Linked DNA regions of Homo sapiens: region 2 is linked to region 1. The links are chromatin contacts, found by Hi-C or POLR2A ChIA-PET in ENCODE. All regions are on one chromosome and are shown on one strand. Each heading gives the region's core, a stretch centred on a gene start or an enhancer-like site at or near the end of the contact. The rest is flanking DNA. Distances are from core to core; before and after follow the strand shown. Region 1 holds the start of PCDHGA10 (protocadherin gamma subfamily A, 10). Region 2 holds the start of FCHSD1 (FCH and double SH3 domains 1).

Region 1 (4,361 bases), core at 1,537-4,036:
AACTTGCAAGAGATACTGCCAGACCTCAGCGACCGCCCTGTACTCTCTGACCCCCAGGCTGAACTGCAGTTTTACCTGGTGGTGGCCTTGGCCTTAATCTCAGTGCTCTTCCTCCTCGCCGTGATTCTGGCCATTGCCTTGCGCCTGCGACGCTCTCTCAGCCCTGCTACTTGGGACTGCTTCCATCCTGGTCTCTGTGTCAAGTCTGGACCTGTAGTTCCCCCCAACTACAGTGAGGGGACTTTGCCTTATTCTTATAATCTGTGCATTGCACATACGGGTACAAAAGAGTTTAATTTCCTAAAATGCAGTGTGCCCCTACATTCCAATGAAGACATGGTTTGCAGTGTTTCTCCTGGAGCCTTAATTCCACCTCATGGTGGGGAGGATTTGACTTCACATCCTGAGACTCTGACTTCGGTGAGTTTCTCTTTTTTGTGTGTGATTTATCTAATAGTCTACTAGTTTCTCATATTTTAGGCATACTACTTTATTTTCATATCTAGAATCATATGTTTAAAATCCATAGCTTTTTACAATATTTTCTCAATGTTTTTTCAATTATAGTTTTCACTATGTATTTGGTTCATAAGTTGCTCTATCTTTTTGTAAAATAATGTCACCAGACTGAAGATATTTTGTCTTTGTCTTTTTTTTTTTTTTTTTTTTTTGAGATGGAGTCTCGCACTGTTGCCTAGGCTGGAGTGCAGTGGCGTGATCTCTGCTCACTGCAACCTCCGCCTTCTGGGTTCAAGCGATTCTCCTGCCTCAGCCTCCCAAGTAGCTGGGATTACTGGTGCCCCTCACCACAGCTAAATTTTTTGTATTTTTAGTAGACATGGGGTTTCACTATGTCGACCAGGCTGTTCAGAAACTCCTGTCCTCGTGATCCTCCCACCTTGGCCTCTCAAAGTGCTGGGATTACAGGCGTGAGCCACAATATTTTGTCAAGTTCTGACTATCGAACAGAAGCAGTGGTCTTGGCATCTAAGAAAACAAACAAGTAACCTATCTATTCAAATTTGCGAAGACTTAGTGAATTTACGATATCTTATTTATATATTTTTAAAGCCTAAAAATATTCAGAAGACAGGCCCAGTGGCTCACACCTATAATCACAGCACTTTGATAGGCTGAATCGGAAAGTATCACTTGAGCCCAAGAATTGAGACCAGCCTGGGCAATATAGGGAGACCCCCCATCTCTACTAAAACAACAACAACAAAAAAAAACATTAGCAGAGTGTGGTAGCATTCCCCTGTGGTCCCAGCTACTTGGGAGGCTGAGCTGGGTGGATTGCTTGGTCCTGGGAGGTCAAGGTTGCAGTGAGCCCTGATCTTGCCACTGCACTCCAGCCTGGGCGACAGAGTGCGACCCTGTCTCTAAAATAAATAAATAAATATGCAGGCAGGGCCAAGTGTGCTGTAATCCCAGCACTTTGGGAGGTGGAGGTGGAGAATCTCTTGAGCGCAGGAATTTGAGACCAGCCTGGGCAACACAGGGAGACTCCATCGCTACAGAACATTTAAAAATTAGCAGGGTGTGGTGGCACATGCCTGTGGTCTCAGCTACTCTGGTGGCTGTGGTGGGAGAATCGCTTGAGCCCAGGAAGTCTAGGCTGCAGTGAGCTGTCTAGGTGACAGAGTGAGACCCTGTCTCAAAAAAAAAAGACATTTCTAAGAAATAAATGAAATACTATTGCCTTTGCACTCAGTCTCTGTCTCTGATTCTCTGATAGAAGATTTTTGAAGAAAAAAGATAAAATCTTTGAAGAGTTCTATACTTGGAAGGCATAGTGACATAAACACTTCTGAACATCCTGTTCTCTGTGTGAAAGAAGTGAACTTCTATACCCTTTGCATTTGAGGGAACAATTGCTACTGGGTTGATGGGCACACACAGTTGAAGATATGTGAACCACTGGACTTTGGCCTCTGATACAAACTGCCTAAGAGAAGAGATTATTTATACTGGTATTAATGCTCTGATGAAAACAGGTCATTTGACATAAACACTTACTTGTTAAAAACCTATATCACTACATCTAACTTTGTTTTCTAAAACTTTTAGTACTTCAAATTCTACGTATTTCTTTTCTCATTACAATGCAAACAGTTTAATTTGCAACTGTAATATATGTTCATTTTAGTTTGTGATTACCTGCTTAATCATTTAAATAGGTCCATTTAACTTGTATCCCTGTAAGATAAAGTATGTTTTACACAAAAAGGTTAATTAAGGCTCAGTAAAACTATTCTAGAAGAGTACTTTAAAAACCTCTTACACAATCCTAAGCTAAATAAGTTTAATGAATTAAGTAGTTACAATTATAAAGCTTCAGAGTGAATTATCTCATGAGTTTATTTAATATAATCTTTGTATGAATGTATACTAAATAAAATTGGCCTATTCAAATCACAATTTTAAATTATAAGACTTTTCTGAATTTACCTAGACACTAATATGACCTAAAATAAGTATTATTTACCTTTTATTAAAGTGTGTACATTTCTGTTGGGAAAACGTGTTGCAAATATATATTTAACCAAACATTATCTTGAAATATTTACAATATTTTCACTCCACTTTATCACACCTCCCCTAAGAAACCTACATATAGTAAATTATTTAAAGATAGGAGTGGAGAAACCAAAGAATCTATGTAAAATATAATAATCCAACAGAATAGTTTACTTTCCATTGCATGTATCACTTGGGTGCAGTAACTTCTTAGGACTCTGAGCGCCGCTGTTCACCTACTAGGAGAGAAAACGCAGCCAGAGCTCAATCCGGATTCTCAGGGCTTCAACTACACAAGCCCCACAAACCGGCTGCTGGGCTGCAGGGAAGCTCACTCCAGAATTTAAAGTGCCCAGGCTACAGAGACACCCTGAAGCCACAGAAAGACAAAGGAACCGGTTGAAACACACAACGTGTCCAGTGAGGACTTTGCAGAATTCTGTAACCAGACTACAATGGCCGCTCAAAGGAATCGCTCAAAGGAATCAAAGGATTGCAGCGGGCTGGTCCTGCTCTGCCTTTTCTTCGGGATTCCATGGGAGGCTGGAGCCCGGCAGATCTCCTACTCAATTCCTGAGGAATTAGAGAAAGGCTCTTTCGTGGGCAACATCTCCAAGGACTTGGGTCTGGCGCCCCGGGAGCTGGCGGAGCGCGGAGTCCGCATAGTCTCCAGAGGTAGGACGCAGCTTTTCTCTCTGAACCCGCGCAGCGGCAGCTTGATCACCGCGGGCAGGATAGACCGGGAGGAGCTCTGCGCTCAGAGCGCGCGGTGCGTGGTGAGTTTTAATATCCTTGTGGAAGACAGGGTGAAACTTTTTGGGATAGAAATAGAAGTAACTGATATCAATGACAATGCTCCAAAATTCCAAGCAGAAAATCTAGACGTAAAAATTAATGAAAATGTCGCTGCGGGAATGCGTTTTCCTCTCCCGGAAGCTATTGATCCGGATGTGGGCGTGAACTCCCTGCAGAGCTATCAGCTCAGCCCCAATAAGCACTTCTCCCTAAGAGTTCAGAGCCGTGCCAATGGCGTCAAGTACCCGGAGCTGGTACTGGAGCACTCCCTAGATCGCGAGGAAGAGGCCATTCACCACCTGGTCCTCACCGCCTCCGACGGGGGTGACCCTCTCCGATCTGGCACTGTCCTTGTCAGTGTGACTGTCTTCGATGCAAATGACAACGCGCCGGTCTTCACCTTGCCAGAATACCGAGTGAGTGTTCCTGAGAATTTGCCTGTGGGCACTCAGCTGCTGACAGTCACAGCCACCGACAGGGACGAAGGTGCCAATGGAGAAGTGACATATTCATTCCGAAAATTACCTGACACGCAATTGTTGAAGTTCCAACTAAACAAATATACTGGAGAAATAAAAATATCAGAAAATCTAGATTATGAAGAAACCGGTTTCTATGAAATAGAAATACAAGCAGAAGATGGAGGAGCATATCTTGCAACTGCAAAAGTGTTGATTACAGTAGAAGATGTAAATGACAACAGTCCAGAGCTGACCATCACGTCTCTATTTAGTCCAGTGACTGAAGATTCACCTCTGGGAACAGTCGTAGCCCTTTTAAATGTGCATGATTTAGACTCTGAGCAGAATGGACAGGTAACCTGTTCCATTTTGGCGTATCTACCATTTAAATTAGAAAAGTCCATTGACAGTTATTACAGATTGGTGATACACAGAGCCCTTGACAGGGAACAGGTATCCTCTTACAATATCACAGTGACAGCCACAGATGGGGGAAGTCCTCCTCTATCAACGGAAGCTCACTTTATGCTACAAGTGGCAGATATCAATGACAACCCACCTACCTTCTCTCAAGTCTCCTACTTT
Region 2 (4,549 bases), core at 1,130-3,629, 240 kb after region 1:
GGAGTCAGGCCCACCCCAAGTGGGAGAATATGAGATCAGAGTCAGGCCCAGCTTTGGTGACTTGGCTCCACCCCTAGACAGCCCCACCTCCCTGTTCCCCAACCTTGGGCTTCCTCACTCTCCATGACCCCACCTGGCCTGGACATCAGCCGCCTTCTCCTGTGCCAAGGCCCACACACGTTCCCGCTGCCCATACAGCTTCCGACTTCGGCTCAGCTCCCGGACAGACTGCAGCACCTCAGCCTGCGCCCTCTGGAGGTTCTCTGTTCCCTATTGGGATGCATACACAAAGTCCTTACCTAGACCACCTTTGGTCCCAAGCCAGCTCTTCCTTCACCCCAACCTCTGAGCCATACCTTCCTAAGCACCTGCTCCTTGGCGCTCCGCCCTGTACCCCCTGCTAGGTCACGGTATCGGTCAGACGCCTGGAGTCGGGTTTGGCCCCCAGCCACGGTGGCATCCAGCAGGCAGCGCCAGGCACCGAACACTGTCCTGCCCCTCCCCAGAGAAGGTCTGTGTTGAGGAGGAGAGCACTCCACAGCTTCATGAGACCACCCCCACCCCCTGCCCCCTGACCAACACCATGGGAGACAGAGTGCTTTCCCATCCTCCCTTGTCTGGGAGCCCATCAATCGATCAGCCCATTAGCTCAGCCACAAGCCTCACTCCTGCCCTCCACCCCACCCACAGTGTCCTTGCTGGGTCAGCTCCTCTGCTGCTGCTGTGTCAGCTCTACCTACAGCTCACGTGCCTTCCCCACTTGCTAGGCCTTCATCCCCACAGGTTCCTGGGGCTGAGCTCCCCATCACTTTTTGGCCTCTGTGGCCCTCCCCCTCCATAGGGCCCACCTGCTGTCCATCTCACCGCTCCGGTGCCCTTCCCTCTTCAGGAATGGGCCAGCCAGTTTCTGGAGTGCCTGGTGAAAAAGCCATCACAGAACCAAGTTCCCTTTCAAAGACCCACCCCAACTGGCAGAATATGACATCAGAGTATAATCATACCATTCTTTGGGTACATTATGTGCCACTTGCTTTGCTAAATGCCTTATAGTCATTAATTTGTTTAATCCTTACAACAACCCTACATGAAGGTAAGGTATTATTATTATTCCCATTTCACAGAGAAAGAAACTGAGGTCAAGAAAGGTTAAGTAACTTGTCCAAGGTCACATGGCTATAATTACACAGCAGGGATCTGACACCAGTCTGCTTGACTCTAGGCATCTGCTCTTGACCACAATAGGGATAGGTATGGACAGACATTACTGGTGATATAAGAGAGGCTGGAACAAGAGGTAAGGTCCAGAGAAAAGTCCCATACCTGCCCATACTCCCGTTCAATGGCTGCCCTCTGCTTGCTGTAGGATCTGCGGAGATTGCAGGTCGGGGGTGAGGTGGGGGATAAGGTTATGTTTGGTCCTGTTCTCCCATCCTCAGTCCTCTACTCTGGGCAGGAGGGAGCGGTTGGGGGGAGCCAGGTTCCTAGAGTGTAACTACACCCAGAGGGAATGGGACTGATGGGAGTCCTTGAGATCACCTCGGGCAGCTGCAACACAGGAAACCCTCACCTTACTGCCCCGGGCCCCAGCAGGATCCTCCCCACCCCAGAGGTTCATCTGTAGGCTTAGAGGTGAAGACTGATGGGGGCCTGGGTACGATGTCTGCCAGCCTTCCAACAGGTCTGGAAGAGGGAGAGGGATTCTGCCCTAAGGTTGATTGTGGGGTTGGGGGCAGTGGTGTGGAGTCAAGGGCTTTGAGGGAGGGTTCCTGTGTGTTTATGTGGGTGGGAGGGGGTTGGGAGGGGTTAGGTGGGGGAGCATTCCTATCCAGTATCTGGAGAGGCCAGGCCTAGGGTGAGGGCTGTGGATGGGTCGGCTGGGGAGCTCTTGGCCCCTGTTCCTCCACCCCAGCACATGTATATTGGGGAGAAGTGGCGCACAACGACGAAGGTGAGTGTAAATGAAGGGGGTTGGGGGAGCTACCTGATGTCCTCCAGCAGATCCGCCTCCCTCTGCTGCCAGGTCTGAAGGATGCTCAGCTGTTCCAGGAAGCGAAGCTTCACCTCCTGGGCCGGCTTCACCTGTGGGGGCAAAGAGAGGATGAAGACCCCAGCGCAAGGACCTAAAAAACACTCCGCGCAGGGAGCGGTGAGGGGGCGGGGCCGGGGGGGTGCTGAGCTCTTTCCTCTGTTACTTCTGGTTTGGGGTCTGACCCCTTCCGACTTCCCGTCTCCTACCACAAGTCGGATGCCCCCTTAGCTCCCTCCGTTCCCCCAGCCCGCCAGGAGTCCCCATTCAGGGCCAAGCTCACTTTTCGGGGCGGCGGCTGCATCTCCGCTCCAGCAAGGCGGTCAGCCACTGGACTCCGGAACTGGAGGAAGCCCCGCCCACTATGGAGCCCCGCCCCAGGCCAGGTCAGGCCCCGCCCTCTGCCCGCCCACGACTTGTCCGGCGACGTCGCAGGGCGCGGAAGCGAGAGGGGGCCACCGAGAAACTAAACCTGTTACTGCTGCGAATACGCCGGCAGGGTCCGGGTGGCGGGGCGGGCGGGGCGGACGCAGCGTCCGCTGGGCGGTGGGAAGAACCCCAGGCATCTGAGTCAAGACGCCTAAGTTCTATTTGTAGTGTAACCACTGATTCAGCCTGTAATTATTGATAATTATTCATTTGCATATGTAGATCCCCAGTCCCCGAGCTAATGATGAGGAATGGAGAGGAATTCAGTGTGTGACCAGGGAAACTGAGTCACTGGGCACCTGAGCAAAGATGCATCTGACGAAGAGAGGGCTGGTCCCAGACCTTTTCCTAATTCCCGCTTAACTGGAAAAGCCAGCGTGAGCGGGGTGAGAAAGATGCCTGGATCCAGGAAGGAACCAGGCCCAAAGGGAAAAAGACTTGGCCCCACTGAAAACTAAACGATACCAGTGAGTCGGCGAGAGCTGGGAGATGCGCAGGAAGCCCCTGCCACCTTTAGGATCTTCCAGCCCTAGCACTGCTTCCTGAGGAGCCTCTCCCCAATTCCTCATCCTCCTCACCTAAGCTTCTTTGGCTCAGGCACCTGTCCCAGTACCCCTGACATGTCTCAAAACTCCAGATTCACATTCCAACTCCCCACTGACACCTCTGCTAGTATATCTAATAGGAACCTCAACTTTTAAAGCTTTTAAACCTCCTTCAACCTGATCCTCCCCCCGTAACGTTTTAAATGGCACCGCATTTCCTCCAGTCAGTTAAGTCAGAAACCCAGAGTCAATGTGCCTTCTCCTACCCCTACATTCTATCCATCAGTAAGTCCTACAGGTTCTATTTCAAACAACAATAAACAAACAAAAACCTCTTGATCCACTTCCCTCAATTTCCAAGACCACCATCCTAGTCCAAGCCCCCATTATTAGACTTCTGGTCTAATATCTGATCTCCTTGCTTCCACACTGCCCTCACCCCAACCCACTGTTCACACAGCACTCAGAGTGATCAACCTTTTTTTTCTTTTTTAAAGGGAAATAAGATCTCATAATTTACTTGCTTAAAATGCACTTGCTTCAGAATAAAATCCAAATAGAATCCATGGCCTTCAAGGCTACGCATGGAAGACCCTGCTGGTCTTTCTTACTTCAGCCTGTACTCTCCTCCCACTGTCTGCTCACTGTGCTCCAGCCTCTTTGCTGTTCCCTCAGTAGACCAAGTCCCTTCCAATGCAGAGTTCTTCATGCCTGCTTTCTTTCTCCAGAATCTCCTCCTTCCAGCGTTCCATCTGTCGCCTCCAACAGCTTCTTTCCCTTACTTTGCAACTCTTCACAGATGCCTTCCCCATCCACCCATCCAAAGACCATCTCCACAATCACTCTTTTTTTTTTGAGATGGAGTCTTGCTCTGTTGCCAGGCTGGAGTGCAATGGTGCAATCTCGGCTCACTGCAACCTCCACCTACCAGGTTCAAGTGATTCTTCTGCTTCAGCCTCCCGAGTAGCTGGGATTACAAGCACGTGCCACCACAACCAGCTAATTTTGTATTTTTAGTAGAGACAGGGTTTCACCATCTTTGCCAGGATGGTCTCAAACTCCTGACCTCAGGTAATCCATCCCCCTCAGCCTCCCAAAGTGCTGGGATTACAGGTGTGAGCCACTGCGCCTGGCCTCCACAATCACTCTTCAAGCTCATCACTTTGGTTCAGTTTCTTCACAGCACTAAACTCACTTGTTCAAGTACTGGTTTATGTGTTTATTTGCTATTTTCTGTTCCCCTCCACAACGGAGGATTCATAAGAGCAGGGGCCCTGTTTGTTTTGTTCATGCTATATCCCCAGACCTGGCACCAATTAGGTGCACAATACATATTTGTTGAATGAATGAATGAGAATGGTAGTCTTTTGGTTCCCAGGTTTATTGACAATTACTCATCTATTTTTGACTCCCCGAGTCCCAGCTCCCAAACTCGCTCTCCCTACTCCAGGCTTCACGGTAGTCCCAGAATGTAGGAAGTGGGACAGGATAGACTTTAACATCACCCAGGCCTCTGGTTTCCAAAGCATTTTTTTTCTTTAATGCAGTA

Evidence for each region. Hi-C counts contacts between places; a loop is a spot of excess contacts on that map. ChIA-PET counts read pairs that join two places held with the same protein, here RNA polymerase II (POLR2A). Pooled maps may share reads with other maps.
Region 2: a pooled map shows a loop between it and region 1 (2.5-fold over the local background). The contact joins the promoter of FCHSD1 here to the promoter of PCDHGA10 in region 1. A Hi-C loop is called at or near these places in 1 of 50 pooled maps. POLR2A ChIA-PET finds 5 or more read pairs at or near these places in 2 of 52 experiments (GM10248 and OCI-LY7).

What each region holds. Positions count from the first base shown.
Region 1 is chr5:141,410,201-141,414,561 of GRCh38, forward strand. It overlaps PCDHGA10 (protocadherin gamma subfamily A, 10), which reads left to right and starts at 2,787. Exons shown (of 4, transcript NM_018913.3): 1 at 2,787-4,361. The coding sequence starts at 2,976. The region is part of intron 1 of PCDHGA1 (protocadherin gamma subfamily A, 1); the gene reads left to right. The region is part of intron 1 of PCDHGA2 (protocadherin gamma subfamily A, 2); the gene reads left to right. The region is part of intron 1 of PCDHGA3 (protocadherin gamma subfamily A, 3); the gene reads left to right. It also overlaps PCDHGB1, PCDHGA4, PCDHGB2, PCDHGA5, PCDHGB3 and PCDHGA6, and 7 more genes.
Region 2 is chr5:141,649,039-141,653,587 of GRCh38, forward strand. FCHSD1 (FCH and double SH3 domains 1) reads right to left here and starts at 2,380. Exons shown (of 20, transcript NM_033449.3): 1 at 2,310-2,380; 2 at 1,982-2,079; 3 at 1,321-1,366; 4 at 849-916; 5 at 357-498; 6 at 134-270. The coding sequence starts at 2,330. It overlaps ARAP3 (ArfGAP with RhoGAP domain, ankyrin repeat and PH domain 3), which reads right to left. Exons shown (of 33, transcript NM_022481.6): 33 at 4,364-4,549. RefSeq lists an enhancer at 402-980.